Linked DNA regions of Homo sapiens: region 1 is linked to region 2. The links are chromatin loops, found by intact Hi-C in ENCODE. Cell type or tissue: mammary epithelial cell. All regions are shown on one strand. Each heading gives the region's core, and the rest is flanking DNA. Links, peaks and the distances in the headings are about the cores only. Region 1 holds the start of RTN2 (reticulon 2). Region 2 overlaps OPA3 (outer mitochondrial membrane lipid metabolism regulator OPA3).

Region 1 (16,460 bases), core at 3,733-11,732, 77 kb before region 2:
CAGGGCTCCGGTCCCTGGGATTTTAGCTCGGATCCTGAAGGAGAAACAGGTGGGATCACGAGGTGGGGCAAGAGACGCGGGGTGGGCATCTGGGGACAACGGGGAAAGCTGGGTGGGAAACTGACCAAGAGCCCGAAGCCAGCTCCTGCCCTCCACCTAGTGGCCTACATTGGAATTGCCTCCTCAGCCTTTTCAAGGGGACATTACCCCAGGAGATTTGCGGACAGCGAGAGTAGAAAGGAAAGGTTCCCAAGCTCCCCCACTTCCCCCTCCCATCGACCTCCGCCCCATGCTCTTACTTAGCTTTGATGTGGCTCAACTGATTGGTCACCAACCCCACATATTGGTCGATCTGAGCCTGGGGAGACCAAAGAAAGGTGAAAGAAGGGATTGGAGGGGTTTCTTCTCTTTAGTCACATAGGAGGCTGCTTCCTCCCCAACCTCCAAATTAGGAGTTGTGAAGAGTGGCCCACCACGCCACCCCCGGCTCTAAACTTCATAGAATACATTAGATGCCAGAGATGCCAGTTATAGGGTCAGTGAGTTGGGCCATACTCTGTATGGAGAGTGATGTCAGGTGGAACGCACAAGTATCTGGCAGTGAGGCCGTGTCCTGGGCACGATGGTTAATCTTTGAGTGAGTTTGCATACGTGTGTGTTGTGGGGTAGGGTGAGAACAGAAGGCACTGGCATTGGTCACCGAGTCCCTGAGTGGATTGATTTATATACTCGTGTTTTTTAAAAAATTATTTATTTATTTGTATTTATTTTTTTGAGACAGGGTCTCGCTCTGTCACCCAGCCTGGAGTGCAGTGGCATGATCTCGGTTCTCTGCAACCTCAGCCTCCTGAGTTCAAGCGATTCTCCTGCCTCAGCCTCCCGAATAGCTGGGATTACAGGTGTGCACCAACATGCCCGGCTAATTTTTGGATTATTTATTTATTTTTTTCTTGTTCTTTTTTTTTTCTTTTTCTTTCTTTCTTTTTTTTTTTTTCCTGAGACGGAGTCTTGTTCTGTGGCCCAGGCTGGACTGCAGTGGTGCAATCTCAGCTCACTGCCACCACTGCCTCCCGGGTTCAAGCGATTCTCCTGCCTCAGCCTCCCGAGTAGCTGGGATTACAGGTGGACACCACCAAGCCTTGCTAATTTTTGGATTTTTAATACAGACAGGGTTTTACCATGTTGGCCAGGCTGGTCTCGAACTCCTGACCTCAAGTGATCCGCCTGCCTCAGCCTCCCAAAGCTGGGATCACAAGCGTGAGCCACCATGCCCAGCCTTTTTTTTTTTTTTTTTTTTTTTTTTTTTAGATAGGGTCTTGCTCTGTTGCCCAGGCTGGAGTGCAGTGGCATGATCACAGCTCACTGCAGCCTCTACCTCCTAGGGTTCAACTCATCCTCTTGCTTCAGCTTTCAGAGTAACTGGGACTATAGGTGTGTGCCACCACACCTGGCTAGTTTTTAACCTTTTTGTAGAGATGGGGGTCTTACTATGTTGCCGAGGCTGGTCTTGAACTTCTGGCCTCAAGCAATTCTCCTGTCTCAACCTCCCAAAGTGCCGGGATTACAGTTGTGAGCCACTGTGCCTGGCCTGATTTAAATACAGTTTAATTGTGAGTCTTGGTGATTCCAGCCTGTGAAGGACAGAGTTAGGACTAACTGGCAGGGCATATTATCATGTGGCTCCCAGCTGTGCTGGAGAAGGGGCTGTCAGTCCATCCGCCTGTCTCTGGATAGGATGGATGTCAGCAGTCCTGCTAATGTCAGTCTTGTGGGCAACAGCCATCCCACTCTTGATTTTATTTTTATGTTTTTATTTTTTATTTTTTGGTTTTTTTTTTTTTTTTTTTTGAGACAGACTCTTGCTCTGTCACCCAGGCTGGAATGCAGTAGCATTTAACTGACATGTCAGTTAAAATCAAGAGTGAAGGCCAATCTCAGCACTTTGGGAGGCCAACGCGGGCAGATCACCTGAGGTCGGGAGTTGGAGACCAGCCTGGCCAGCATGGTGAAACCCGGTCTCTACTAAAAATACAAAAAATTAGCCAGGCATGGTGGCAGGCACCTGTGATCCCAGCTACTCGGGAAGCTGAGGCAGGAGAATCGCTTGAACCTGGGAGGCAGAGGCTGCAGTGAGCCAAGATCGTGCCACTGCACTCCAGTCTGGGCAACAGAGCGAGACTCCATCTCAAAAAAAAAAAAAAAAAAAGGCAGCAAAGGCTAGGCACAGTGGCTCACGCCTGTAATCCCAGCACTTTGGGAGGCCAAGGTGGGCAGATCACTTGAGGTTAGGAGTTTGAGACCAGCCTGGCCAGCATGGCAAAACTCCGTCTCTGCTAAAAATACAAAAATTAGCCGGGCACGGTGGCCATATGCCTGTAATCCCAGCTACTCAGAGATTGAGGCAGGAGACTTGCTTGAGCCCAGGAAACGGAGGTTGCAGTGAGCCGAGATCACACCACTGCACTCCAGCCTGGGCAACAGAGCAAGACTCTGTCTCAAAGAAAACCCAAAACAAAACAAAAACAAACAAAAAGCCTGTCCCTGGCTGATGCTGATAAGACATGTTACTTAGACTCTGGTTGTATTGGGAAGGTGCTGCAGCCAGGACACCTGTGTCTGGCCGGGACATCTGTCAATGGGACCCCGGTTCTGGAAGGAGATGGTCAGACCCCCATGTTTAGCTGGGGTGCTGACAACTGAGGGTGTCACACTCACCTGGTGCTGCCGGTACAGCAGGGGGATGGTGAATAGACCAATCACTCCTGTGGGTACAGAGATGGGGGCGTCAGGGTGTTCCCAAGAGATGAACAGTTCCATCTGGAGCCCTGTCCCCCACCAGACTCCAAGTCCCCATTTGCCCCTTACGGCCTTCCCAGCTCACCCAGAATGAGAAGAGTCAAACCATTGAAGATGGCACCCACGAAGGTCAAGATGTAGAAGAGGAGGGCCAGCTGGGGGTGAAGGTCAGGGTCAGCAGAGCCCACCGGGAATTCCCTCTCATGCTGTGAATTTACCCAACAGTCGCCCTCCCACCCCCTAGCCATGCAGAGGTGAATGGGGGAACCCAGGAGGGGCTGAGAGCTCCAGGCCACCTTGAGGGAATCCACGAGGTCTTCTACCAGGAAGAAGTGCCGCAGCTGCGTGGCCGCCGAGACCACGCGGGAGGTGATCTGGTGGGACAAACGTTCCGTCTGCTCCCGAGTCAGGGTGAGGTCCACATCCAGGTAGGCCCTGCGGGGACAAAGGAGTGTGGGGCGACTCAGTGGGTGACCAGCTCAGACTGGTGCAGGGGCAGCTGAAACAAGGGAGAGGAATGGCGGTTGGGAGAAGACCAGAGTTAGGACTGAGGGGCAGCTCAGAGGAATCATATGTAGAGGGCTGGGGTCAGGGTCAGGGTCAGGGGAAGGGATCGAGGATGAAGGGTACCAGGTTAGGATCAGAGATTAGGATTGAAGGGTAGGTTAGGGGATCGGGATGAAAAATGATCAAGATGAGTCGGGGTCCGGGTGGGAGTCGGTGCCTGATTTGAGGTCGTGGGTCATGCTTTAGGGTCAGGACAGGGGCTCAGGTCAGGGGCCGGGGGTTCTCACTGGAAAGGGTTGGCTCCATCCCCCCGGTGCACGGCCTGCAGCACTTTGCGGTAAACCCTGAGAGAGATGGTGCCGCAGAGCAGCAACAGAGCCAAGTGCGCGGCCACGGACACGATGCTAAAGTGCAGGAGGCAGAGGAGGGAGACCATCAGGCCTGTGAAGACCACTCCTGACGTCCTCGTGTCCTTCCAGTACAGCAGGTCCGCCACTGTGGAGGGGTGGGGGGCATCAGGGCTTGTACCTGACCTGGCTGGTCTCCTCACCTCCCTTTCCCTGTCCTACAGCTGAAAATGACTTCTCGACACACCTGTTTGAGCATAACCTGATTTCCTTTTTTTTTTTTTTTTTTTGAGAGACAGGGTCTCACTCTGTCACCCAGGCTGGAGGCAGTGGTGCAATCATAGCTCACTGCAGCCTCGATCTCCTGGGCTCAAGTGATCCTCCCACGTCAGCCTCCTCAGTAGCTGGGACTACAGGTGTGCACCACCACTCAGCTAATTTTTGTTTTTGTTTCTGTTTTTAGAGGTAGGTGGCTCTCACTGTGTTGCCCAGGCTAGTCTCGAACTCCTGGCCTCAAGTTATCCTCCTGCATCAGCCCTCCAAAGTGCTGGGATTATACGTGTGAGGCACAGCACACAGCCCGATTTGCAATTTTTTAAAAATTATTTTATTTTATTTTTATTTTTTTCTCTATTGCCCAGGCTGGAGTGCAGTGGCGCAATCACGACTCACTGCAACCTCCGCCTCCCTGGTTCAAGCGATTCTCCTGCCTCAGCCTTCTAAGTAGCTGGGATTACAGGCATGTGCCACCATTCCCGGCTAATTTTTGTATTTTTAGTAGAGACGGGGTTTCACCATGTTGGTCAGGCTGGTCTCGAACTCCTGACCTCGTGGTCCACCCGCCTTGGCCTCCCAAAGTGCTGGGATTACAGGCATGTGCTACCGCGCCTGGCCTTAATTCATTATTTTAAAGAGCTGCATAGTATTCTGTGTTGTGGCTGTGCTCCTGTGCTCTCATTCATTTTATTTAACCATGTACCTATTGCTGGGTCATTCAGTTTGTTTCCTAACCCCTTCACCGCAAGCAGGGCTGCAAGCAACATCCTCCAACAGATATTCTCACCTCCTGGAGTGACTATTTCTGAGACAGATTCCCAGGGTGGAATTGCTGGGTGGACTGGTTGTGTGTCTGTGTGTGTGTGTGTGTGTGTGTGTGTGTGTGTGTTTTGTTTTTGTTTTTATTTTTTTTGAGACGGATTCTCGCTCTATTGCCTAGGCTGGAGTGCAATGGCACAATCTTGGCTCACTGCAACCTCCGCTTCCTGGGTTCAAGCAATTCTCCTGCCTCAGCCTCCTGAGTAGCTGAGATTACAGGAGGGCTCCACCACACCCGGCTAATTTTTTATATTTTGGTAGAGATGGGGTTTCACCATGTTGGCCAGGCTGGTCTCGAACTCCTGACCTCAAGTAATCCTCCCACCTCGGCCTCCCAAAGTGTTGGGATTACAAGCGTGAGACACCACGCCTGACCTTGGTTTGTTTGTTTGTTTTTTTTTTTGAGACAGAGTTTCGCTCTTGTTGCCCAGGCTGGAGTGCAATTGTGCAATCTCGGCTCACTGCAACCTCCACCTCCCGGGTTCAAGCGATTCTCCTGCCTCAGCCTCCCGAGTAGCTGGGATTACAGGCATGTGCCATCATGCCTGGCTAATTTTTTGTTATTTTTAGTTAGAGATGGGGTTTCACCGTGTTAGCCAGGATGGTCTTGATCTCCTGACCTCAGGTGATCCACCCACCTTGGCCTCCAAAAGTGCTGGGATTACAGGCGTGAGCCACCACGCCCGGCCACATTTTTTTTTTTTTTATTTTTAGAGGCAGAGTCTCACTCTGTCACCCTGGCTGGAGTGCAGTGGCGTGATCATGGCTCACTACAGCCTCTACCTCCCAGAGTCAAGCAAACCTCCTACCTCGGCCTCCTAGCAGCTGGGACTACAGGTGGCACCACGATATCGTGCTAATTTTTTTTTTTTTTTTTTTGGACAAAGTCTTCCTCTGTCACCCAGGCTGGAGTACAGTGGCATGATCTCAGCTCACTGCAGCCTCTGCCTCCCGAGTTCAAGAGATTCTTGTGCCTCAGCCTCCCAACTAGCTGGGATCACAGGCATGAGCTGCCATGCCTGGCCTGGCTAATTTTTTTTTTTTTTTTTGAGGCAGAATCTCGCTCTGTTGCCCAAGCTGGAGTGCAGTGGCGCGATCTCAGCTCACTGCAAGCTCTGCCTCCCGGGTTCACGCCATTCTCCTGCCTCAGCCTCCCGAGTAGCTGGGACTACAGGCGCCCGTCACCATGCCCGGCTAATTTTTTGTATTTTAGTAGAGACGGGGTTTCACCATGTTAGCCAGGATGGTCTCGATCTCCTGACCTTGTGATCTGCCCACCTCGACCTCCTAAACCTGGCTAATTTTTAAATGTTTTGTAGAGATAGGGTCTCGCTATGTTGCCCAGGTTGAATTCCTGGCTTCAAGTGATCCTCCCACCTCGGCCTCCCAAAGTGTTGGGATTACAGGCATGAGCCACCGCGCTCGGTCATATATATTTTTTTAATGTCATAAATTTTGAAACACTGCTTACTAGTAAGACCATAACAGTTCTTATTTCCACAAGAAGCAAGAGAAAGATCTTTTCCCAGCATCCTGCCCTGCAGTGGGTTGCAGTTCTTTTTAACTTTTGCCAATCTGTCAGGTGTAAAGTGATATCCCCTTGATACCCTTAGCAACACATGTTTCTAAGTCCTAAATGTATTAATCACGCCATACTCCTTTCCAGGGCCTAACTCAAATTTCTGACCCCTTTCTGAGACCCTAAAACACACCTCCTAAACCCAACCTCAGCCCTGACCAGTGACCTTTGTACCCCAACCTTCATCTCATCTGTCTAAACTTTAGGCTCACTCCTGTAATCACAACACTTTGGGAGGCCGAGGCGGGAGGATCACCTGAGGCCTGGACAACATAGTGAGACCCTGTCTCTACAAACAAAATAAGAAAATTAGCAGGGCGTGGTGGCCTGTGGCTCTAGTCCCAACTACTTGGGAGGCTGAGGTGGGAGGATCACTTGTGCCCAGGTGTTGGAGGCTGCAGTGAGCTATGATCCCACCACTGCACTCCAGAAAGGGCGACAGAGGGAGACTCTGTGGCTTAAAAAGAAAAAGAAACTTTAGTAATCTGCTTTCCTTTGAGTCCTGAAAACCAGGAACTCAGTACCTTTCTATTTCTTTCCAGATCCTCTCTATCCTCCCACACTCCCTCCAACTGACCCCTCCGACCGGTCCCTCTTAGAGGCTCACCCCTCACTTCCGTCTCCTTCCAATGCATCTCCTCTCATTTACCTCCAAATAGGGCAGCCCCTCCCTCCCCATAGCAGGGCCCTCCCAGGCAGGCTCCTAGTGGCCGGCGCCGGTGGATGGGGGAGGGGCCAGGTCGCCTGAGGCGGGGGCTAAGTTTAGGCACGCTGGGGGGAGGGGGCCTCCCCGCAGCTGTTCTGGCCCGTCTGGCCCCTGAGTGACAGCGCTGCCTGGGGCCGAGGCTGGGGGAGGGGGTCCTCCCTGCTCCTGGGCCCCAAAGTGCTGGCTCGAAGGAGAAGGGACCCCATGCTCCCTCTGGGTCCTCCCTATACTGCCCCTCGGCCCCCTAGCCCCAGCCTGCAGCGCTGCGGAAGCAGATCAGTAATAAAAATGCTCCGGATGTGCAGGAGATAAGGGCGAGTTTGGACCCCGTTCCGCCGACCTCAGCCCCCGTCCAGCCCGTTCCGCAAGCCCACCTTTACTCCCCATATCGGCTCCGAGTGAGAGGCTGGGGACACCGCTGCTTCTCGGGGATTTTGCCCACTTCAGTAGAACCCGGAGGACAGGAGTAGGGGGGGTGGGGCCCCTTTGGACCCAGCCAATGGCTGTCCACAGAGGTGGGGACAATTCCAAAATTGGAACCGTCTTGTAAACAGCCAAAAGCAATGATGTCTTTAACCATTCCATAGCTGTTCCTGGAGGCGGAGCATATTTTAAAGTAAGGCTGGGTCATTTTACAACTGGCCAATAGATGTGGTCAGGAAAAAGAGGGTTTTTGTTTGTTTTTTCAAATAGAGATCGAGTCTCCCTATGTTGCCCAGGCTGGTCTTGCACTCTTGGCTTCAAAGGATCCTCCCGCCTCGGCCTCCCAAAGTGTTTAGGATTACAGGCATGAGCCACTGCGCCCGGCCAAAAAGAAGAGTTTTTAAAAGGCACAGAGTTTACTTATAAATATTCTACGGCCACATCTAAATAAGGAGAGAACTGTATTTTTTCAGGGATTTGGCCTGTCCAAAATCAGCCACTAGGAGGAGCACTCCAGAAGAGGGAGGATTATTTTATTTTATTTTTATTTTTTGAGACGGAGTCTCGCTCTGTCGCCCAGGCTGGAGTGCAGTGGCGCGATCTTGGCTCACTGCAACCTCTGCCTTCCAGGTTCAAGCGATTCTCCTGCCTCAGCCTCCCGAGTACAGACGGGGTTTCACCATGTTGGCCAGGCTGATCTCGAACTCCTCACCTCAAGTGATCCGCCCGCCTCGGCCTCCCAAAGGGCTGGGATTACAGGCATGAGCCACCGCGCCCGGCCGGGGAAATTTTTTTAAAAAGCGGAGTTTATCACGTCTAGCCAGATGTGATATCACGTCTATCTCTTCCCTTTTCCACTATGTACTGTTCCTTTGCGAGGTTGGTCCCTTTAATTCAAAATCCTCTCACCTTTTGCCTTCTGTGGGCCAATGCAGCATCTTCATACACGTTGCTTACCTAGAAGGCGTGGCTCCACCGTGAATTCTAATTGGTCCGTGCTATCGAGGCACTGTCCCCTTACTGGCTCTCGCTCCAGTGGCCCCCACTGCTTTTCTTCCTCTTCCAGCAATGGCTCTTCGGGCCCAGAGTTCGAATCTCGCGATCGGGATGGGGACGGAGTACCGGCCTGGGGTGTCCCAGAGCCCGGACTGAGCTGGGGAGTCAAGACCTCGGGCGATGAGGGCTGAGCAAGTCGGAGTCGTAGGTCCAGTTCTGATACGGTAGAGAGAGGAGGCCGTGAGCTTTCTTCTTGGAGGTGCCCCAAGGAGAAACCACCCACCCCTCTTGGCTTTGGTCCCAGCACCTCGGACATCTCACCTTCCCCAGCTTCTCCTGTCTCCAATCTGTTGGGTTCTTGGGGTTCTTCGTCTTCCAGCGGGGTGGAGCTGCTGGTGGAAGAGTCCTCCCCGGATCCCGTTCCCCGGGCCACCCAGCCCAGATGGTCCAACCGAAGCCTCAGGTCTTCCAGAGGGCGCTCGGATGGAGGCGCGGTGTCAGGATCACCCCGTCGTCCAGGCTCCGGGGATTGGCTCAGGCTGGGGATGCTCTCCAAGCTGTCGCCCAGGCTGGGCTGAGGGTGCTGGTCTCGTGGTTCCGAGACTGAGCGGCCCTGGGGGCGGGGGCGGCGGGCAGTTGAATCCCTGCGGCCCCCGGAGCCCACTACACCATCAAAGGCGATGTAGGAGAAGGTCAGCTCCCGGGGGGTGCCCCAGTCCTGCGACGTGGTCTCCTCCTCGTCCTCCTCTGAGAATTCCCGGGCTGTGTGCAGCTCTCGAAAATCAGAGTCGTCGTTCCCTCCTGCAGTGGGTGAAGGAGAGCCTTGTTTCCCTCAGCAGGTCCCTGAGCTGCCCAGCCCTGAGCCCCTTCACATGCTCCCCACCACTTACCTTCTGTGGAATCAGGAGTTGAGGAGGCTGTAGACGGAGCTTCTTCTGCGAGAGGGAAAGAATCGAAGACTCTTAGAAGCTTAGACTGTCCGAATCACAGAAGTGTCCCAGTCCTGGAATCTTAGAATATTTGAATCACGGGATTTTTAGAACATTCTGCACACAGACTCTAAAACCTAGCATCACTGCCTGATGAAGCTCAGAGTCTTTGAAGTCCAAATCCAGGAATCTTAATCTTAGAGTCTTCAAAGTAGGAATCTTAGGAGGTTTCAATTCATTCATTCGTTCAACAACCACTTATTGAGCACCTACTATGTGCCAGGCACTGTTCTAGGTCCTGGGGATACAGCTGTGAAGAAAACAGACAAAATCCCTGCCCTCCTAGAGCTGACACTCTTTGGGATAGACAAACAATAAACAAGTGAATATATGACGTCGGGTGCAGATGAGCATAGGGAGCAAAGTAAAGAAGGGTAGGGGAAGAGAAAGTGAAGGGGTGCTGTTTCTCATAGGGTGGTCAAGAAGGCTTCTCTGATAAGATGACGTTTGAGCAGAGATCTGAAGGAAGTGAGGAAGCCATGCAGATGTTCAGGGACGTCTTCCAGGTAGAGAAGAAAGCCAGTGCAAAGGCCCTGAGCCAGGCACCATGCTTGGCATCTGAGGAACTGAGAGGTGCGAAGATATGACTGGAGAAGAGTGACTGAGGAGGAGAGGAGTGGGAGGTGAGAACAGAGAGGTAAGGGCGGTGGGGAGAGACAGACGAGGTGGTCCTCCCTTTGTAATCTGAAGTTAACGACAAGATCATAGAATGTTGGGATGATACTCGAAAATGCTGAAATCACCAATTCTTAGAATTTTGGCATCTGGACACGCGAGACATGGAAATGGCTAGATCTAAGGGTGTTGAAATCCCCAGCTGTCAGAACCCCCATGTGTGGGACAGAGAACGGTAGACATGGACTGTTATAGCTGTGAGCTCAGAGATTGTGAGGCTAGGCGTTTTCAGCTGGGAATCCAGCCCCTTAGAGCTAGTTCAGAGCTTTGCACATAGATGATGCTCAATGCGGTTTGGAAATTGAAATCTGACGCCCTGTGCCCTCACCTCGTTTCCTCAGCTGGGGAATAGGAGGCCTGGAATGGTGTGGGTCTTCCCCAGGATTACCATTAACCAGTGGTAAAGACCGCTAAGAACCCATGAGTCCTTGCCCCCAAACCACGGATGGCTGTTTTCCCGGGACAGGGTTGGACAGTTTGGGCGAGGTCGGGGCTGCCTCTTGGACAGAAAACGGGGATGGGATGCGAAGGCAAGTGATTGGGAGCCAGACCCCTGTTTTCCATCCTGGCTCTACCCTCCGTTCAACCCCCTCCCCGCCAGCTGCGGCCAGCACCAGAGCCAGGGGACAGCTCCCCGCGCGCGTCCTCGCTCCCGGGCGGGGCCGGGCGGTACGTCCCAGAGCGCAGCGCGCCCCCCGCCTGCTGTCTCAGTGCCCCCTCACCTCCGCCCTGTTTCGTCCAGGTCCTCCGGGTCAGGCTACCCCCGTCGCCGCCAGAGCGCGGGGGAGGGGAGAGCTTCCTTTGTCTCCTATGCCTCCTCCCCCCATCCCGGCTCTCCTGCGGGCAAGCGCCGAGGGGACACCGGGGAGTACCCCACCTGAACCTCTGGGGCCCACACCAGGCCCCAGTCTTCCTCTACTCACTGCAGTGGGCGAAGACCGGCAGGACCTGCCCCATGGCCCCCCTCGGGCCTGCATCGGGACCCCCGCCCACTCCGGCTGTGCCGCCCTGGGCCCGGGGTCGCGGGCGCTCATCTCCGCCGCGCCCACGACGCCGCTGCCATTCTCGCCGCCTCCTCCTCCCGGGCTGCTCCAGCCGCCGCCGCCGCCGCCGCCGCCGCCGCCGCCCTGGTGCTCGGCTCGGCGGGGGCGGGCGGGGCCGAGGTGGGGAAGGCACTGCAGCGCGCGGCCGGGGGCGGGGCCAGAAGACGGGCGGGGCGGTACCAGAGGGAGGGTGAGGGGCGGGGAAACGCCGAGGATCAGGCGGAGGGGCGTGGCCTTCTTACTAAAGGGGCGGAACCAAGAGGGTGGGCTACGGAGCCAGGAAGGAGGGGAAAGCGGCCTGAAGGGCGGGGCCTAGATCGCAGAGGGCGCAGCCTTTAGGGGAAGAGGGAAGGAGGCCTGGAGTCTGGCGAGGGACTTGGGAGAGGATGGTGAACGAGCCACGGCAGAGAGGATGAGAGCGTGGATCCCTGGGTGGGTTGGGGTGGTGCTCGGGGTGCCATTGAGGAGGGGGTGGAAAGATTCTAATGCTCTGAGGTAGGGTCCGAGCCTAGATTTGCAGAGGGAGCGAGAAAGGGGGCCGAATGAAACGATTCAGAAACTTTTGGGGCACGCGGAGGAGCTCAAACGTGGGCAGGGCTAAAGCAACAGGGAATTATTCAAATATAACTGGGTGGGGTCGGATTCCAGGCGATTCCAGGTCTGCGAAAATTAGAAGGGTCTGGAGCTGTGTGCCTGAATCCTGGATGGGCGGGGCCTGGAAGAGAAAATAAGCGAAGCCCCAGAGGGGAGGGGTCGAACTAAAAACAGTAAAGAAAAAAAAAATATGTATATATATATATATATATATATATATATATATATATATATATCTTTTTGAGACAGGGTCTCGCTCTGTTGCCCAGGCTGGAGTGCAGTGATACGATCACGGCTCACTGCAGCCTCGACCTCCCGGGCTCAGGTGATCCTCCCACCTAAGCCTCCTGAGTAGCTGGGATCACAGGTGTGTTCCACCGCGCCTGGCTAAATGTTAATTTTTGTAGAGACGGGGTCTCGCTATGTTTCCCAGGCTGGTCTCAAACTCCTGGGCTTAAGCGATCCGCCTGCCTCGGCCTCCCTAAGTGCTGGGGTTATAGGCGTGAGCCACCGCGCCCGGCCAAGTATGGTATTTACAGGTTTTGAGGCTGGGGGCTGTACCACTGAGGTGGGAGGAGCTTGGACTGAGTGTTGTGTTGAGAACACAGATTCTAGAATTAGTTTCCCTGGAACACCGGTTACTTCTGTGACTCTGTTTCTTCTTCCATATGTAAACTGGAGATGATGATGTATAACAGTGTGTGACACATTAGTACTATGTAATAGTTTGCCACTGGTACAGTATTATCTTTTTTCTTTTTTTTTCCTGATTCAGATCCCAAACCCCGCTTTGTAGGTGCAGGAAACAGGAGACCCAGAAGTGTAATTCCTTCTAGTGACCCGCCTAAAGAGCAGGTCAAAGGACAGGAAGGAGATTTAGATGGTTTAAAATCTCACAGCGGAGGGGATTAATGGAGGGGGCGGGCAGGTGTACAGGGTGGAGCCTTCCTGATCCCAGGGCTGAAGGATGGCGGTCCTGGCCCGCCAGCTGCAGCGTCTCCTCTGGACCGCTTGCAAGAAAAAGGAGAGGGAGAAGGAGGGGAGGGAGGAAGAGGAGGAGGAGGAGGCGGGGCGCAGGGCCCCCGAAGGGCCTCGGTCTCTGTTGACAGCGCCGCGCCGCGCCCAGCGGCCGCACGGGGGTGCCGAGGCGTCTGGGGGCCTGCGCTTCGGGGCGAGCGCAGCGCAAGGCTGGCGCGCGCGCATGGAGGATGCTCACTGCACTTGGCTTTCGTTACCTGGTCTGCCCCCGGGCTGGGCCTTGTTTGCCGTCCTCGACGGCCACGGTGGGGCTCGAGCTGCCCGCTTCGGTGCACGCCATTTGCCAGGCCATGTGCTCCAGGAGCTGGGCCCGGAGCCTAGCGAGCCCGAGGGCGTGCGCGAGGCGCTGCGCCGAGCCTTCTTGAGCGCCGACGAGCGCCTGCGCTCCCTCTGGCCCCGCGTGGAAACGGGCGGCTGCACGGCCGTGGTGTTGCTGGTCTCCCCGCGGTTTCTGTACCTGGCGCACTGCGGTGACTCCCGCGCGGTGCTGAGCCGCGCTGGCGCCGTGGCCTTCAGCACAGAGGACCACCGGCCCCTTCGACCCCGGGAACGCGAGCGCATCCACGCCGCTGGCGGCACCATCCGCCGCCGCCGCGTCGAGGGCTCTCTGGCCGTGTCGCGAGCGTTGGGCGACTTTACCTACAAGGAGGCTCCGGGGAGGCCCCCCGAGCTACAGCTCGTTTCTGCGGAGCCAGAGGTGGCCGCACTGGCACGCCAGGCTGAGGACGAGTTCATGCTCCTGGCCTCTGATGGCGTCTGGGACACTGTGTCTGGTGCTGCCCTGGCGGGACTGGTGGCTTCACGCCTCCGCTTGGGCCTGGCCCCAGAGCTTCTCTGCGCGCAGCTGTTGGACACGTGTCTGTGCAAGGTCCTGGGGGCGTGGCGTGGTACCTTTGGGGCTTGGTGCAGCAGAGGGAGAGAGCCTCGGGGTTTTGGGGAGGAGGGCTTTGATAGAGAGGCAAGAGTAAAGCTAGCAAAGGAGGGGATAGGACTCAAGCGAAGGGCGTGGCCTGAAGTGGGCAGGGCCAAAATACAGGGGCGGAGCCTGAGGGATGCTTTGAGGCACGGGAGAGTTAGTGGAAGGGACTTAAGAGAAAGGGCGTGGTCTTTTGGAAAGGGGCGATTCTGGGTCGTAGGAGCCGGGCCGGAAGTATTGATTAGTGCTGGAAGGTGGAAGAGCAGGTAAACATCAGAGCGGGCGGAGCTTTAGGGAAAAGGCATTGTTCTCTCAATTGGGAGCGCCTAGGACCGGGTTTGGTCCCAGTAAGAGAGGATTGGCAGGTGGGTGGGACGCGAAAGAAATGGGCATAAGTAGAATGAAGTGGGGGACTTGAACCTGGGGATTGTTGGGAAGCTCTGCCTTGGACTCTCCCCCACCGGGCTCCTTTTTCTCCACCGGCTTCAGGGCAGCCTGGACAACATGACCTGCATCCTGGTCTGCTTCCCTGGGGCCCCTAGGCCTTCTGAGGAGGCGATCAGGAGGGAGCTAGCACTGGACGCAGCCCTGGGCTGCAGAATCGCTGGTGAGCAGACTCTGGGGGCCCAGCTGGAGGGGTGGTTGGCCAGTGAAGGCTGTGCCATAACTTTTTCTTTTTTTCTTTTTTTTTTTGAGATGGAGTCTTGCTCTGTCTCCTAGGCTGGAGTGCAGTGGCGTGATCTTGGCTCACTGCAACCTCTGCCTTCCGGGTTCAAGCGATTCTCCTGCCTCAGCCTCCTGAGTAGCTGGGATTACAGGCATGCACAATCACACCCAGCTAATTTTTGTATTGTTAGTATAGACGGGGTTTCACGATGTTGTCCAGGCTGGTCTCGAACCCCTGGCCTCAAGTGATCCGCCCGCCTTGGTCTCCCAAAGTGCTGGGATTACAGGCGTGCGCCACTGTGCCCAGCCTAACTCTTGACTCTTTCTCAGAACTGTGTGCCTCTGCTCAGAAGCCCCCCAGCCTGAACACAGTTTTCAGGACTCTGGCCTCAGAGGACATCCCAGATTTACCTCCTGGGGGAGGGCTGGACTGCAAGTGAGTTGGGGTGAGGAAGGGTGGGGTGGAATGAGGGTGGGGTGGAAGGAGGAGAGTCCCCTCCTGAGGGCCTTCCTGTGCTCTCCAGGGCCACTGTCATTGCTGAAGTTTATTCTCAGATCTGCCAGGTCTCAGAAGAGTGCGGAGAGGTAAGGATCCTGTGTTCTCCAGTGTTTCTCTTAGGAGGGGACGCCCCCCCGCCCACCCCTCTTAGTGACAGGGAAATTGAAGCCAGTGAGGATAAGGGATTTGCCTGATATATTTTATTCCTCTTTTCTCTTCTTTCTTTCTCTTTTTTTCTTTTCTTCCTTCCTTTCTTTTCTCTCTCTCTTTTTTTTTAGACTGGGTCTCACTATGTTGCCCAGGCTGGTCTCAAACTCCTGGGCTCAAGGGATCCTCCTGCTTTGGCCTCCCAAAGTGCTGGGATTACAGGCGGGAGCCACTGCAACCCAGCCAGCTTGCTATATTAATACATTCCTACTCCCAGCCCTGAAGCATTGTGCAAGGCATGAGGAGGGAGACGCAGATGCAGAGAAGAGACTGTGATTCCCCTCCAAGAAATGTGAGCCGGCAACGCTCTGCAGTGCCCCATCAGCCCAAGTGCTTCCCACATCCAAGAATAAGATGGAAACATTCAGGGAATGCTAATGACCAATTCTAAGGCCTAGACGCACAGCAGATACCATCAGGACATACATGAGTATGATCCAGGTCTTAGACAAGAGAAGCTGTAATGGGGCCCAGATAGCTAAGGAGAATTTGGAGATATCCAAAGATGTATAGTGGTGGACCAAGGCATGGAGTGGCATCAGGGAAGAAATGGGAGGGAGGAAGCTGGGTTTAGAGCCCCAAGGCCTTTGCATGGCAGAGGTGGGAGTTTGGTGATTATCATGTTGATGAGGGAGGATTGTTGACAATTTCTCAGTAGCTGAAGGAGGTATTTGTCAGTTTTCTTTGAGTCGTGAGAGATGGAAGCCCAATTCAAGCTGGGAAAACAAAACAGGGAATTTACTGGGCCATGTAATTGAAGAGTTTAGAGTCTTAAGGCATGGCTGCATCTAGTTGTCAGATGATGTCATCATGAATGGTCTCTTTTTATTTTCTCCGAGTTGGCTTCATTACCTTTCAGGGTCTCCTCCTAAGGTAGCGGAGACTTGCAGCTCCAGGCTTACACCCCAGCAGCCTGTCCTCCCCAGTGGAGAAAGTTTGCCAATTTCCCCGGAGTTGCAGCAGTGGTCTTTGGGGGCTGGTTCTCATTGGCCACACCAGGTCACATGCTGACCAGTCACTGTGTCTGATTGGCCAGGCTGGGGTCGCACTTGGGGTTGGGGTCCACTCCATTCAAACCTTAATGGATTGTGAGATGGGATATGGTGGTCCCTCAAAGGAAAAGGAAGAGGTGCCAGGAGACAAGACAGAATTTCTCATTACCTTCTCCCACATTTTGTGTTACAGAAGGGGCAGGATGGGGCTGGGAAGTCCAACCCCACGCATTTGGGCTCAGCCTTGGACATGGAGGCCTGACAGCTGTTGTCCTTTGGGGATCCTTTGCTTCTCTGGGGCCTCAACAGAACTAAAGAAGAAAACCGACCCTTTCCCCAACTACATGTACCAGCGGAAGGAAGGAAGGCCAATGTAGGAACCCAAAATGCTT
Region 2 (16,460 bases), core at 2,432-10,431:
CCACCGCGCCCGGCCTTTTTTTTTTTTTTTAAATACAGATGAGATTTTGTCATGTTGCCCAGGCTGGTCTTGAACTCCTGAGCTCAAGCAATCGGCCTGTCTTGGCCTCCCAAAGTGCTGGGATTACCGGTGTGCACCACTGTGCCTGACCAAAACAGATAATTAAAACTTTTTTCAAAAAAATCAAACAAGCCACCTTGGCCCCCAGGATTCCACAGGTTAAGCCTATACCTCTGCACCTCTGCTCCCTCCTCAAGACCCAATAAAATAGCAGTCCTGGAAGGAAAGACAGCAGAAGCCACAAGAACAAAGAGAAGCATCAGGGTGGGGGTGGGGGGGTTGGGAGGGTATGCGACTAGGCGGAAGGGGAGGGAATCAATGCAAGCCTTGAGGCGGGAGCAGATGGCTGAGAGGTAACTGAGCCAGCAGGGAGGCTGCTGAGACCTAGGCACCCTGGAAGGGGGGCAGGTAGAGGGAAGAAGGGGAGAGGGGGAAAGGGCGGTGACAAGAAGCAGAAGGAACTGGAGACTAGGACCACACATGCAAAGTGACTGAGGGTGGGGTTAAGCCCAGGATCCCTCCTTGACTGGGGGTAAACCAGGAGGACTCTGAGAACAGCCCAGGGGGCAAGTGCCACACTGAAAACAAGCCTGTTCCTCTGGCATGGGGCTGGTGGGCAATGCAGACATCAAGAGCCCACTCAGCCTTGGCCTTGAACTCCAGTAACCCTGCCTGGTGTTGCTGGGGACAAAACCACACCTGCCACTGAGGTCCAGATAGGGGCTCTGCTTAGCTGTGAGCCTGGCCATGAGGTGATGACGATGGGAAGGATCTGGGTCAAAGACATCCCAGTGGCTCCCAGACCCCTGCTTCTCTGTCTCCCTCCAAAGCCATTTAAAAATACACCAACTATCTCTTTTTTAAGAGTTTGCATTGTTCCCTGCTATCTTTGAAGTTCCACCTACATTTTACTTTCTCTATAAAGTTTTATCCTAATGTGACTTTTTTATGCTCAAATGTCCTATCATAAGTCTCTGAAACAAAAATGTATCTATAAATTAAAATCAAAAATTTCATTCTTTGTGATTTTAGTTAAAACTTTTCTCGGCCGGGCGTGGTGGCTCACGCCTGTAATCCCAGCACTTCGGGAGACCGAGGTGGGCGGATCACGAGGTCAAGAGATCGAGACCATCCTGGCCAACATGGTGAAACCTCATCTCTACTAAAAATAAAGAAAAAAAAAAAATTAGCTGGGCGTGGTGGCACACGCCTGTGGTCCCAGCTACTTCGGAGGCTGAGGTAGGAGAATTGCTTGAACCTGGGAGGCGGAGGTTGCAGTGAGCCGAGATGGTGCCACTGCACTCCAGCCTGGTGATAGAGCAAGACTCCGTCTCAAAAAACAAAACAAAAAACAAAAAACAAAATTTTCTCTTGGATTGCATTATCATGCAATTTCTATTAGTATACCACTGATCGAAACTGCACGCATTACATAATTTGATGTCTAGTGGCTGGGCGTGGTGGCTCACGCCTGTAATCCCAGCGCTTTGGGAGGTCGAGGCGGGTGGATCACCTGAGGTCAGGAGTTTGAGACCAGCCTGGCCAACATGGTAAAAACCCGTCTCTAGTAAAAATACAAAAATTAGCCGGGCATGGTGGCATGACCCTGTAATCCCAGCTACCCGGGAGGCTGATGCAGGAGAATCGCTTGAACCTGGGAGGCGGAGGTTGTGGTGAGCTGAGATCATGCCATTGCACTCCAACCCGGGCGACAGAGTGAGACTAACTTTTGTATTTAGTCTAATTACGGCTAATTTTTGTAATTCTAGTAGAGACAGGGTTTCACCATATTGGTAAGGCTGGTCTTGAACTCCTGACCTTAAGTGATCCACCTGCCTCAGCCTCCCAGAGGCTGGGATTATAGCCATGAGCCACCGCGCCCGGCCACAAAAAGATTTTTAAATTAGCTGTACGTGGTGGTGCATGCCTGTGGCCCCAGCTACTCAGAAGGCTCAGAAAGGAGGATCACTTGAGCCCCCAGGTTCAAGGCTGCAGTGAGCCATGATCCTGCCACTGTACTGCAGCCTGGGTGACAGAGTGACACTTGGTCTTAATCAAATCAATCAATCAATCAAATCTGACAAAGACATACAAGAAAATAAAATTATAGAATATGTCACTGATGACCACAGATGAAATCTTTAGGAAAATATTAGCAAACGAAAGCCAGCAATATATAAAAAAGATAATATAGCATAATCAAGTGGGATTTCTGCAGGAATATAAGATTGGTTTAATATTCTTTTTTTTATTATTATTATTGTTTTTTGAGATGGAGTCTTGCTCTGTCGCCCAGGCTGGAGTGCAAAGGCGCAATCTCAGCTCACTGCAACCTCTGCTGCCAGGGTTCAAGTGATTCTCCTGCCTCAGCCTCCCGAGTATCTGGGATTACAGGCGCAGACCACTGTGCCCTGCTAATTTTTGTATTTTTAGTAGAGTTAGGGCTCTGCCATGTTGGCCAGGCTGGTCTCTAACTCCTGACCTCAGATGATAATACCCGCCTTGGAGTCCCAATGAGCTGGGATTACAGGAGTGAGCCACCACTCCCTTAGATGATCCACCAGCCTGATTTTTCTCTTTTTTTTTTTTTTGAGACGGAGTCTCGCTCTGTCGCCCAGGCTGGAGTGCAGTGGATGATCTCGACTCACTGCAACCTCTGCCTCCTAGGTTCGAGTGATTCTCCTGCCTCAGCTTCCCAAATAGCTGGGACTACAGGCACGTGCCACCATGCCCAGCTAATTTTTTTTTTGTATTTTTAGTAGAGACAGGGTTTCACCATGTTGGCCAGGCTGGTCTCAATCTCCTGACCTTGTGATCCGCCCGCCTTAGCCTCCCAAAGTGCTGGGATTACAGGCGTGAGCCACCGCACCTGGCTCAGCCAGCTGCTTATAAAATTAAATATAACCTTACCATATAACCCAGAAATTTTACTCCTAGATAATTACTGGGAGAATTTCATTTCTACCAAGAGAAATGAAAACATCCATATAAAGGCTTGTACACAAATGTTCATAGCACCTTTACTTGCAATAACTTGGAAACAACCCAAATGCCCATCACTAGGACAGTTATTAAACAAAGCATGGCATATTCATATACTGTAATAAAAGAAAAGAATACACTTTTATTAAGAGTAATAAACAAAATAACAAAATAAACTAGACAGGCATGGTGGCTCACACTTGTACCCCAGCACTTTGGGAGGCCAAGCGGTGAGGATCACCTGGGCCCATGAGTTCAAGACCACTATCGGCAACTTAGTGAGATCCATCTCTACAAAAAATAAAATAAATTAGCCGGGCATGGTGGCATGTGCCTGTGGTCCCAGCTACTCAGGAGGCTGAGGCAGGAGGATCGCTTGATCCCAGGAGGTTGAGGCTGCAGTGAGCCGTGTTTGTGCCACTGCCCTCCAGCCTGGGTGACAGGGGGAGACCCTGTGTCAAAAAAAAAAAAAAAAAAAGAAGAAGAAGAAATGAACTATTGATACATTCAGCAAGAAGTATCTCAGAAGTATCAAATGAACAAAAGCTAAACATAAATTTCATAGTGTATGATTCCATTTATATCAAGTTGAACAACAAGCAGAACTAATCAACAAGGAGAGAAGTCAGATAAGGAGACAGAGCAGGGGAGGAGGGACCTTTCTAGAGTAATGACGATGTTTTATATCTTGGGTACTAGTTACATGGGTATATGCATGTACCAATACTCATTGAACTGTAGCCTTTAGATCTGTACCTTGCATTGTACAGATACTATATCTCAACAAAGAATATACCAAAAAAATCAAGTGCCAATAATTAAACATAAGAGGAGGAGTTTGGGAGCCAGTGGGATATGACTTCTTATCCTGTACTGCCTCAGGGAACCTGTTTCTCTCGCTTTGAGAGATTTCCTCACTCATAAAACCAGGATGGTCATAAACTCCCTAAATAAGGTGGTTAAGATCATTTGCTGAGATAATGGAAAGCATATTAAATAAAAGCTGTTATTATCAGTCAATAAATTATTATTCAGGGTAAACGTAGCTTCAAGCCAGTCTCTGCCCTGGTTGCACTTCCCCAGATGTGATCCAGTCAGATGATGATGATGATGACAATGATTATTACTGTTATTTTGAGACACAGTCTCACTCTATCACACAAGCTGGAGTGCACTGGTACGATCTCAGCTCACTACAACCTGAGCCTCCAAAGGTCAAGTGATTCTCCAGTTTTAGCCTCCCAAAATGCTGGTATTACGGGTGTTGGCCACCCCACCTGGCAATCCAGTCAATTTATTTATTTATTTTGTTATTTATTTATTTTTTGAGACAGAGTCTTGCTCTGCCACCTAGGCTGGAGAGCAGTGACACAATCTCGGCTCACTGCAACCTCTGCCTCCTGGTTTCAAGCCACCCTCCTGCCTCAGCCTCCCGAGTAGCTGGGATTACAGGCATGCCCCACCACATCTGGCTAATTTTTGTATTTTTAGTAGAGATGGGGTTTCACCATGTTGGCCAGGCTGGTCTCGAACTCCTGACCTCAGGTGATCCGCCCACCTCGGCCTCCCAAATTGCTAGGATTACAGGTGTGAGCCACTGTGCCCCCGCCCAATCCAGCCAGTTTTAAGCTTGCCCTAACAGTGCTCCAAGTATTAACAGAATTGTGCAGGCCGCAATAGGCAGTGCTTCCTCCCACAGACCTGGCTTGATCTTTCCATTACAGCAACCCGAGACTGCAGTAACACACAATGCTCCAGTTACCAGAGGGGCATGACTGGTTCCATCTGCCCAGCATCCTGGGGGATCCTATCTCCCCAACTTTTGGTTCAAGGGATTCAGGAGGAGGTAACCCCACTCCTGAGCCTGGCCAATTAGGGCACTGCTTTCCCTGGGCCACAGAGACGGTGCTGGGATGGGGATGTGACGCAGGGTGGACCACTGGATTCAGCCTGGGAATTTGGCAGGAAATCCGGGATGAGGCACCCCTCTGTGCCCTGGGGTCACTAGGCAGGTAACTAATACCCTCAAATGTGCCCCATGAGAGCAAGGATCTTTGTTCTGTTGACTACTGAGTCATGCCTCTTAGAACAGTTCCTGGCACACAGCAGGCACTAAATAAAGATTTGTTGAGTGAATGAATTACTCAGCCTCCTAATGGACTGAAGCATAGCCACACCCCAGAAAATGATCCCCACCTCTACTCTCCTCCCAGGCCTGGAGAGACCAACTCAACTTGGTATAGAGGATACTCAGGGGTTTCTAAGGCTCAGAGGACGCAATTAACAGAGAGGCTAGGGCCGAGCGCTGTGGCTCACGCCTGTAATCCCAGCACTTTGGAAGGCCAAGGCAGACAGATTACTTGAGGTCAGGAGTTCAAGACCTCCCTGGCCAACATAGTGAAACACCGTCTCTACTAAAAATACAAAAATTAGCTGGGCGTGGTGGCGGGCACCTGTAGTCACAGCTATTCAGGAGGCTGAAGCAGAAGAATCACTTGAACCCAGGAGGCAGAGGTTGTAGTGAGCCGAGATCGCGCCACTGCACTCCAGCCTGGGCGACAGAGCAAGACTCTGTCTCAAAATAAACAAAAAAGATTTCAGAACAACTTCAGTGCGTCTGATTACCAGTGCTACTTTATATTATTCTCTACTGTCTTAGTAATTCCATCCTCCCCACCTCCATTAGAGTTTAGAAGCCGATACTCACCACTGCAACCTCCCATACACCAAGGGGTGGGAGGTGACCCGGTTGTGGTAAGCTGGCAGTGAGGGGAGTTTCCTGGGGGCTTCTGGAAAAGGATTTTCCTCCTTGAAGCGTTACCCTCACTTACCTGACCACCCGCCCCTCCATACACACACGCATAGACTTCCTCCCTTATGAAACATAAAGGCACAATGCCTGGAGCCGCAGCAGCCCTACTGAGGCCATGAGGACTGCCTGAGCACCAACACAGCAGAGATGGAGTCCTCAGGTTCCCAATGACACCACTGAGCCACCAAACCAACCAAGAACAGGCCTTCCTCAGGGCTTACTGAAAAGCCAGCAAAAAACACCCTTTTGATTTAAGGTTTGATTGACATTTACTGGCTGGGTTTTCAATTAATTACAGATGAGCACAAACTAATACAGAGATACACCGGGGTCAATGACCGAGATGGCCTCTGGTGCTTTCTCAGGCAGGCGCCATCCCCAGGCTGACACGGGCGCCCTCTCCTGTCCACTTGGCATATTGCTTGCAGCCAGCGCAAGTAGATTCCCTGGGATGCACTCAGGTTGCAAATCAGCCAGCCCTCTACACAGGGGCTTCTGAAAAAGATCCCTGTTCAGAAATCGGCCAGAAGATTTAGCCATGAGTACATGAGCAAATTCCAGCAAATGCCTCTGCATAATGAAGGGTGGGACTAAAAAAGGAGCAGCGAGATTAAACGCAGCCAATGACACACTTCTTCCATCTGAGACTATGTGCCTTAGTTAGGTCTTTGCCAGCTGTGACAGCCACATACAAAGAATGTCAAAGCTGGCTGGGAGCGGTGGCTCATGCCTGTAATCCCAGCACTTTGGGAGACTGAGGTGGGCAGATCACCTGAGGTCAGGAGTTCGAGACCAGCCTGGCCAATATGGTGAAACCCTATCTCCAATAATAATACAAAAAAAAATTAGCTGGGCATAATGGCACACCCCTGTAATCCCAGCTACTTGGGAGGCTGAGGCAGGAGAATTGCTTGAACCTGGGAGGTGGAGGCTGCAGCGAGCTGAGATTGAACCACTGCACTACAGCCTGGGCGACAGAGTGAGACTCCATCTTGGGGAAAAAAACAAAAACAAAACAAAATTAGCCGGGTGTGGTGGCAGAAGCCTGTAATCCCAGCTGCTCGGGAGGCTGAGGCAGGATAATCACTTGAACCTGGGAGGTGGAGGTTGTAGCGAGCCGAGATTGTGCCACTACTCTCCAGCCTGGGCGACAGAGTGAGACTCTGTCTCAAAAAAAAAAAAAAAAATTCAAAGCCAGACTCTCACAGAGGGTTTCACCAAGAGTTTCCAAATTTACTTAATAATGTCTGCATAGGAAAATGTTTTCGGTGACAGCAAAACTATTTGGGGGGGGGGGGCATGAATAAATAAGTTTATTTTAAAAATTTTTATGTTCGTTTCATCCCTCTAATTTTTGTGTATGTTTTTAAATGCATATAATATAACCATACTATTATATGTTAGCGCTATACATGACTGCTAAATACTTTCATTTATTTATTTATTTACTTATTTTATTTTATTTTTTTGAGACAGGGTCTTGCTCTGTCGCCCAGGCTGGAGTGCAATGGTGCGATCTTGGCACACCGCAACCTCCACCTCCCGGGTTCAAGCGATACTCTTGCCTCAGTCTCCCAAGTAGCTGAGATTACAGGCATGCGCCACCATGCCCAGCTAATTTTTTGTATTTTTTTAGTAGAGACGGGGTTTCTCCATGTTGTTCAGGTTGGTCTTGAACTCCCCGCCTCAGGGGATCCACCCGCCTTGGACTCGCAAAGTGCTGGGATTACAGGCATGAGCCACCGTGCCTGGCTGACTGCTAAATAATTTTACATATGTGTACACACGTGCATACATATATGCTAGGGAAGGAACCTCAGAAGTGTTTCCTTGATAGGAGAACATAATAATAAATGTTTGGAGGTCACCAGCAGCAGCCTGGCTGCCATATAATATAACTGATGTGACGCTCTGGTGATTATAAATAAACTCCAGCAAAGTGATTTTCAAACACTGGTGCGTGTGAGAATGTACTCTAGAGACTGCTAAAAATAAACACGTCCACCCCTTCCCTACGTCCACCAAATCAGGACCTGCAGGTAGCACTCCTGGGCATCTACTGGAAGTGCCCCAGAAAGCTCACTAGTTTTCCTCCATATTGTGCACCTTTCAGCTCCCCAATCCTCTTGGCAGTTGTGTTTAACCTGGTGGTTAGTTAGCCCTTCTATTGAGAGCTGAACACCAACTGTTGTAGCTGTCCTTTCTAGAAGTTTTGTTTAATTCTTTTTCCAGCTTCCTGGCAATTTTTCATTTTACTTGTGTTTTAATATCCTTCTCTTTTATCCTCTTAACAGATAAGCTTAGGTATTTTATATCCACATCTGATAATTCCACGTTTGCAGGCTGTGACCTGCCATGTTTTTCTGCTGGCTCTCGCTCATGGTGGCTGCTTTTTTCATGTGGTGTATATATATATATCAATATATATTGATATATATATATATTTTGTATTTTTAGTAGAGACGGGGTTTCTCCATGTTGGTCAGGTTGGTCTGATATATATATGAGATATATATATATCTCTCATATATATCGATATATATGATTATATATCTCATATAAATAAAAAATAAAAATATATATAGTATATATATCGATATATATCTCATATATATCGACATATATGAGATATATATCGATATATATCTCATATATATCGACATATATGAGATATATATCGATATATATCTCATATATATCAACATATGAGATTATCGATATATATCGATATATATCATGATATATGTATATCAATATATGATATATATCATATATCATATAATAATCATATATATCGAGATATATGAGATATATATCATATATGAGATATGAGATATATATATCATATGATATATATATCATATATGGATATATATCATGATATATGTATATAAATATATATATTGATATATATCATATATATCATGATATATGTATATAAATATATATATCGATATATATCATATATATCTATATGAGATATATATCTATATATATCATACTATATATATGATATATCTCAATATATACCTATATATCATACTATATATATAGATATATATCTCGATATATATCTATATATATCATACTATATATAGATATATATATCATACTATATATATAGATATATATCTCGATATATATCTATCTATATATATTTTTTTTTTACTGTGAGCTTGTATGTGCTGGAACTCTATCTGAAGGATTTCTCCAAGGCCTGGGCAGAGAGAGCACAGGCAGGAAGAGTTTATGTTTGCCCTTGCCAGGTGCTTAGATACAATTAGGTACCCCTAGGGGTTCATTCTCAGCCTGCAACTTCCAGGACCTTTCAAAGAGGCCCCAAGCCCACATGAGGGACAGTCAGTGGCTACAAATTCTCAGAGGAGAATGTATCAGTCTCTACCTAGGGCAAAGCTTGTGTGCCTTCAGACGGAGGTTTTTTTCTAGTTCACCAGGTACCTTGCCAGAGACCTGGTTCTACACAAGGCTGTTGCCTGCCCAATTCCCCCACAGCATAGTCCCCATCCCCCAGGCCAAGTGATACGGTGTGGCTGTGTCCCCACCCAAATCTCATCTTATATTCACACGTCTCACTAAAAATACAAAAAATTAGCTGGGCATGGTGGCACATGCCTGTAATCTCAGCTACTCGGGAGGCTGAGACAGGAGAATCACTTGAACCCAGGAGGTGGAGGTTGCGGTGAGCTGAGATCACGCCACTGCACTCCGGCCTGGGCAACAAGAGCGAAACTCTGTCTCAAAAAATAAACAAATAAAATGAATAAATAAGTAAATAAACATGTACAGAGTACTTGAGGGCCAGGTACAGTTCTATGTTTTATGGATCTTAATATCCACATAACAACCCAATTACAAGCATAAAACTGAGGCCCAGAGAGGTTAAATAACTCTCCCTGGGGTCACACAGAAAGTGGCAGAGCGGGGACAGATAAGCAGGCAGCCTGGTTCGAGGCCGCGCTGCAAACAGTAAACAGTAAACACTGTTTACTGAATGGTGCTGAGGGAACATCAGAACTATGAGGTTAAGTGCTATTCGGTACAGAAAGGCAGAGGGACTCATGCAGGACACACACCACGTAAACAGCAGGGCAAGGATCTGAGTGCACGAAGTCTTTATCTAGAAGCAGAGGTTTTGGCACTTGGGCAGTAATGACAAGAAGGGATTCCGGCTGGGTGCGGTGGCTCACGCCTGTAATCCCAACACTTTGGGAGGCCACAGCGGGCGGATCACTTGAGGTCAGGAGTTGGAGACCAGCCTGACCAACATGGTGAAACCCCGTCTCTACTAAAAATACAAAAATTAGCTGGGCGTGGTGGCAGGCGCCTGTAATCCCAGCTACTCAGGAAGGCAAAAGCCTGGGCAACAAAGTTAGACTCCATCTCAAAAAAAACAAAGGGGGCTGGGCGCAGTGGCTCACGCCTGTAATCCCAGCACTTTGGGAGGCTGAGGCGGGCGGATCACGAGGTCAGGAGATCGAGACCATCCTGGCTAACATGGTGAAACCCCGTCTCTACTAAAAATACAAAAAATATTAGCTGGGCGTGGTGGCGGGCGCCTGTAGTCCCAGCTACTCGGGAGGCTGAGAGGCAGGAGAATGGCGTGAACCCGGGAGGCGGAGCTTGCAATGAGCCAAAATCGTGCCACTGCACTCCAGCCTGGGCGACAGAGCAAGACTCTGTCTCAAAAAAAAAAAAAAAAAAGAAAAAAAAAACGGATTCCATGTATACCCCCTGTAGCCTGTAGTAGCAACCAGATGGGCATGTCCCGGGCCAGGGCTCGCCTATCCACTATCCTGCTGCATCCTCACAAGAATCCTGGGAGATAAGTTCTATTAGTATCCCATTTGATAAATATGGAAATGGAGGCTCATAGAGGTCAAGCTGCCTGCTCAAAGTCACATGGCTAATAAGCAGCAGTGCCAAGATCCGAAGCCAAGAGTGCCTACTCTGTGGCAGACTGTGCCATCAGGGACCCCTTCGTATCACACCCTGTGCAGTTCTTTCCCACACCCACTGTGGTCTGTGCCTGGAGCTGCTTTGACCAATAGTGTGGTGGAAATGACGCTGGAAGATTCCAGGCCTTGCCCTTAAATAACCTGCAGCTTCTGCTTCTTCCCTCATGAAAATCTGGCTGTTGGGGAGTCCTGAGCAGCCATGTGAGATATTCAGCTACCCTGCAGGAAAGACCACGTGGAGAAGAGAGGCCCAGAGGCTACGCTGAGAGGGAACCAACTCCCCAGTCCCAGTGCCAGTTCCAGATGACTCCAGCCCAGCCACCTCCACCTGCACCTGGATGAGAGCCTGCCAAGCAGCAACCAGCAAAAGAACTGTCCGGCTGAGCCCAGGCAAGCCACAAAGGTAACAGAAACTAAGAGTGACTGGGTTTTTTGTTTGTTTGCCTTTTTGAGACAGGGTCTTGCTCTGTTGCCCAGGCTGGAGTGCTGTGGCACGATCTCGGTTCACTGCAGCCTCCACCTCTCTCAGGTTCAAGCGATTCTCCTGCCTCAGCCTCCTGAGAAGCTGGGACCACAGGTACCCGCTAAATTTTTGTATTTTTAGTAAAGAAAGGGTTTTGCCATGTTGCCCAGGCTAGTCGCGAACTCCTGGCCTGAAGTGATCCACCCACCTCAACCTCCCAAAGTGCTGAGATTACAGGCATGAGCCACTGCACCTGGCTAAGAGTTACTACGGTAAGCCACCAAGCTTTGGATCAGATGGCTATGTAGAAAAAGAAAACTGAAACCAAGTCCATGGCCTAAATTCATAAGAATGGCCACAGAGCTGAGCACTTCTGAAAAAATGACCTCAGCAACCTGAATGAATGATCATGGTGTATCTGTTTCCCACGGCCACTATAACAAACTACCACAAATGCAGTGGCTTAAAACAGCACAAATTATTATTATTATTTGAGACAGGGTCTTGCTCTGTCACCCAGGCTGGAGTGCAGGGGTGCGGTCACAGCTCACTGCAGCCTCATTCTCCTGGGCTCAAGCAATCCTGCCGCAGCCTCCTGAGTGGCTAAAACTATAGGCATGCATCACCATGCCCCACTAATTGTTTTTTATTTTTAGTAGGGACAAGGTCTCGCTTTGTTGCCCAGGCTGGTCTTGAACCCCTGGGTTCAAGTGATCCTCCTGCCTCGACCTTCTAAAGTGCTGGGATAACAGGCATGAACCACCGCACCTGCCCTAAATTTATTATTTTACAGTTCCAGAAGTCAGAAGTCTGAAATGGGGGCCAGTTGTGGTGGCTCACGCCTGTAATCCCAGCACTCTGGGAGGCCAAGGCGGGTGGATCACCTGAGGTCAGGAGTTGAAGACCAGCTGGCCAACATGGTGAAACCCCCGTCTCTACTGATAATACAAAAATTAGGGCATGCGCCTGTAATCCCAGCTATTCAGGAGGCCAAGGCAGGAGAATCGCTTGAAACCGGGATGCAGAGGTTGCAGGGAGCTGAGATCATGCCACTGTAATCCAGCCTGGGCGACCATGTGAGACCCCCTCTCAAAAAACAAAACAAAACAAAACAAAAAACTGGGCGCAGTGGCTCACGCCTGTAATCCCAGCACTTTGGGAGGCCAAGGCAGGTGGATCACCTGAGGTCAGGAGTTCAAGACCAGCCTAGCCAACATGGTGAAACCCTATCTCTACTAAAAATACAAAAAATTAGCCAGGTGTGGTGGTGGGTGCCAGGTGTGGTGGTGGGTGCTACTCAGGGGACTGAGGCAGGAGAATCGCTTGAACCCAGGAGGCAGAGATTGCAGTGAGTTGAGATCGTGCCACTGCACTGCAATCTGGGCAACAAGAATGAAACTCCATCCCCCCCCCCCCAAAAAAAAAAGTCCAAAATGGCTTTCACTAGGCTAATCTCAAGGTGTCCGCAGGGCTGTGTTCCTTTCTGAAGTCTCCAGTGGAGAATCCATCTCCTCGGCTTTTCCAGCTTCCAGAGGCTGCCCGCATTCCTTGGCTCATGCCTCCCTTCCTCCATCTTCAAGGCCAGCGGGGCAGCATCCCTCAAATCATTCCCTCTCTTGCCTCCCTCTTTCCCTTATAAGGACCCCTGTGATCACACTGACCTGACCTGCATAATTCAGGATCATCTCCCCATCCCCAAATCCTTCATTTGATCACATTTGCAAAGTCACCTTTGCTGTGCATGGTAACATATTCAACAGGTTCTTGGGATAAGGATGTGGACATCTTTGGGGGACCAGTCACTCTACTGCCTACTGTGTGTGATAAACCAGAAAAAGGACCAGTGCGCGCCAAAGGAATAAACACAGATGAGCTGGAATTTTCCTACTGCCCAGAGATATCTCACAGCCTCCCTGGGAGCACCAAAAGTGCACTTTGCAGGCATGGCCTCAACCTGCCTAACATCACCAACCTCCTTTACTTTTGGGTTAAAATAATTTAAACAAAGGAATTCTGTGTTTAAAAAGATCTTTGCCTCCCCAACAGGGTGCATCATCGATGATTTATGCTTCTAGCATGTACTGTTCTTTCCTCAGGCAGCCACAGCTACTGCTCCAGCCTCTCCTGTGAGACAGCTGGGCGCAGCCTGCTGAGTCAAAAGTATCTCAGCCAAAGGTACAGATACTGGATTTGCTGGTCAGCTCAGGACGCCTGACCTGAGAGAAAGCAGGGCCGCCAGTGCACCCTGGGAAATTCCAATCACCATGGCTGGGGGCCACAGCAAAGGGCAATCAGCAGTGTGAAGACACTAATGATGTAATTAAAAGGTGTAAATGTAAGAAGCCAGTACATTGCAATATCTGGTAGCATCTCCAACTCGACCTGTCCCTAACTGAGCTCCAGGTCTTTCTGTCCAACCTGCCCCTCCTCCAGTCGGCTGTCTCACACCCAATCCATGGGAAATCCTGCTGGCTCTACCTTGTAAACAAATCTACTGGTTATTCATTACTAAGAGGAAAAGGAAAGGTTCTTGACATGGTTACACCTTAACCAAGCGATCCAAATCACCATCACAAATGACAGAACAAATAGACCTCAGGAGTCCCCTGAAGGGATGTCCTTAGGAGGCACCTCGAGTCTGTGGTGTTCCCGCCAAACATGTTCAACATGAATCCAATCGGGGAAGCAATCAGGAGACTCCAGACATCGGGACACACTATCAATCAGAGGACTGGCTCCAATGTCAATGTCAAAAAACAAGGGCAGGGATACTATTCTAGAGCAGGGTCAGAAAACTCTTCCTGTAAAGGGGCAGAGAGTAAATATTTTAGATTTTGAGGCCAGGCGTGGTGGCTCACGCCTGTAATCCTGAAACTGCCTTTGCAAAATTATGACTGACACAGCAAAAGAGATCTAACTTGACTGACTCCATCTTACTTCCAACCTCCAAGCTGTCCTTGTTCATTCCTGAGTGAAGGCTGAACTAACTTTGGGAGAAACTTAGTTTATAGTTTAAACAAACATGGTAACAGCCCTTTCCCAAAGCAGACCTCCTTCTTGCCTGGTGACTAGATTGCCTTTGTAGGACTAACATTAGCCACAAGATTAGAAATTATGGTTTAGGAGTCATGCAGCTGGAGGATACAAGATTCTGACCCTCCCTAAACTGCTCCTAAGATCAGTGCTTGAGATATTCTGCAGACTCTGCACTTGATGGATCAGCTGGCCCCACCCAGATCAAAAAATTGGCTCATCTGATCTTGTGCCCGCCCTCCCCCTCCCCCACCGCCACCCAGGAACTAACTGAGCACAAGACATCTCTGAATTCCTATGATTTCATCTCTGACCAATCAGCACTCCTGGCTCACTGGCTTCCCCTCACCCACCAAGTTATCCTTAAAAACTCTGCTCCCGGGCCAGGCGTGGTGGCTCATGCCTGTAATCCCAGCACTTTGGGAGGCCAAGGCGGGCAGATCTCCTGACGTTGGGAGTTAGAGACCAGCCTGATCAACATGGAGAAACCCCATCTCTACTTAAAATACAAAATTAGCCGGGCGTGGTGGCGCATGCCTGTAATCCCAGCTACTCGGGAGGCTGAGGCAGGAGAATCACTTGAACCCGGGAGGCGGAAGTTGTGGTGAGCCAAGATCACACCATTGCACTCCAGCCTGGGTGTCGGAGTGCGACTCTGTCTCAAAAAATAAAATAAAATAAAATAAAACAGAACTCTGATATTGTCCTTCTGCTGCACAGAACCCTCCAGTAAGTCCTGTTCCACTCAGAGTAAAGCCAAGGCATTTGCAGTGACCCACAGGCCCCATACAAACTGTCCCCCTTTCCCGTCATCAGTTTCCTCTGTCCTGTGTGCCAGGCACGCTCATGCCTCAGGTCCTGTGTGCATGCGGGATCCTCTGGGCTGGAACGTTTCTTCCCCCAGATGGCAATGCTGCTCGTTCCCTCCCTCCTTGGCATATTTTCAGTGAGTTCTCCCTGACAATCCTATCTAGGCTTATAGCCTTCCTTTAAATACTCCTTGTTCTACAACCCTGATTTTTTTCCTAGAGCAATTATTGCTATCTAATATACTTCATCTTTTAACTATTTTTTGAGATGGAATCTCACTCTGTCACCCAGGCTGGAGTGCAGTGGTGCAATCTCGGCTCACTGCAACCTCTGCCTCTTGGGTTCAAGTGATTCTCCTGCCTAAGCCTCCTAAGTAACTGGGATTACAGGTGCCTGCCACCACACCTGGCTAATTTTTGTATTTTTAGTAGAGATGGGGTTTCACCATGTTGCCCAGGCTGGTCTCAAACTCCTGACCTCAAGTGATGCACCAGCCTCAGCCTCCCAAAGTGCTGGGATTACAGGCATGAGCCACTGGGCCCAGCCAACTATTTATTTCATTTATTGTCTGGCTTCCTCCACAAGAATGTAAGGTACCTGAGGGCAAGATGTTTTGCTTTTTCCTGCCTGTTGTATCTATAACATCTACGTGACAGCCATGACCCTATGCCAGGCACTGACTTAACATTTTATATCCATTTACTTAATCCTCACCACAACACAATAAATATTATTTACAGCATAATGCATACATAGTATATACACAAAATAATAATAATAATAATAATAGTATCTACCTCATCATAACTGGTGAGGACCCAGTGCCAGAGGCTGGAAGGTGCTGCAGACAAGCCGTGGCACAAAGTACAAGCCCAGTTAATGTGACCATTACATAATACCCAATGTACAGAATCGGAAATTGAAGCTAAGAGGGGCTAAATGACGTACCCAAAGTCACCAGTCTGGGTAGGGATTCAAACCTATGTCAGTCTGACTCCAGAAGCCATTTTCTTTCTTTTTTTTTTTCTTTTTTTTTTTTTGATATGGAGTCTCGCTCTGTCACCCAGGCTGGAGTGTAGTGGCACGATCTCGGCTCACTGCAACCTCCGCCTCCCATGTTCAAGTGATTCTTCTGCCTCAGCCTCCCGAGTAGCTGGGATTACAGGCGCGTGCCACCACGCCCAGCTAATTTTTGTATTTTTAGTAGAGAAGGGGTTTCACCATGTTGGTCAGGCAGGTCTTGAAATTTGACTTCGTGATCTGCCCACCTTGGCCTCCCAAAGTGTTGGGATTACAGGCGCGAGCCACTGCACCCGGCCTTTTT

Evidence for each region. A loop is a pair of places that touch in the nucleus more often than their neighbours do. Peaks named below come from ENCODE experiments on the same cell type or tissue, not always from the same donor. Only the 100,000 strongest peaks of a DNase experiment are listed, where the experiment ranks them.
Region 1: it touches region 2 in a loop (15-fold over the local background); 24 of 110 quality-filtered maps call a loop at or near these places.

Annotation. Positions count from the first base shown.
Region 1 is chr19:45,485,756-45,502,215 of GRCh38, forward strand. It overlaps RTN2 (reticulon 2), which reads right to left and starts at 11,292. Exons shown (of 11, transcript NM_005619.5): 1 at 11,037-11,292; 2 at 9,340-9,384; 3 at 8,771-9,250; 4 at 8,411-8,665; 5 at 7,405-7,623; 6 at 3,591-3,798; 7 at 3,093-3,231; 8 at 2,882-2,951; 9 at 2,716-2,762; 10 at 300-358; 11 at 1-34. The coding sequence starts at 11,070. PPM1N (protein phosphatase, Mg2+/Mn2+ dependent 1N (putative)) reads left to right here and starts at 12,688. Exons shown (of 5, transcript NM_001080401.2): 1 at 12,688-13,656; 2 at 14,194-14,311; 3 at 14,701-14,806; 4 at 14,895-14,955; 5 at 16,262-16,460. The coding sequence starts at 12,718. The coding sequence ends at 16,330. It overlaps LOC107985314 (a long non-coding RNA gene), which reads right to left. Exons shown (of 2, transcript XR_007067269.1): 2 at 15,055-15,792. RefSeq lists silencers at 7,029-7,268, 11,191-11,500, 12,916-12,985. In mammary epithelial cell, for the core only: a CTCF peak has its summit at 7,947 (motif pointing right); a DNase peak (open chromatin) is centred at 11,346; H3K4me3 peaks cover 1,095 bases.
Region 2 is chr19:45,563,839-45,580,298 of GRCh38, forward strand. The region is part of intron 1 of OPA3 (outer mitochondrial membrane lipid metabolism regulator OPA3); the gene reads right to left. Among named protein-coding and RNA genes, the nearest start is that of OPA3, 13 kb to the right of the region's middle. RefSeq lists enhancers at 1-408, 409-1,206, 13,424-14,059, 13,537-13,686 and a silencer at 598-647. In mammary epithelial cell, for the core only: a CTCF peak has its summit at 6,268 (motif pointing left); a DNase peak (open chromatin) is centred at 5,153; H3K27ac peaks cover 2,229 bases.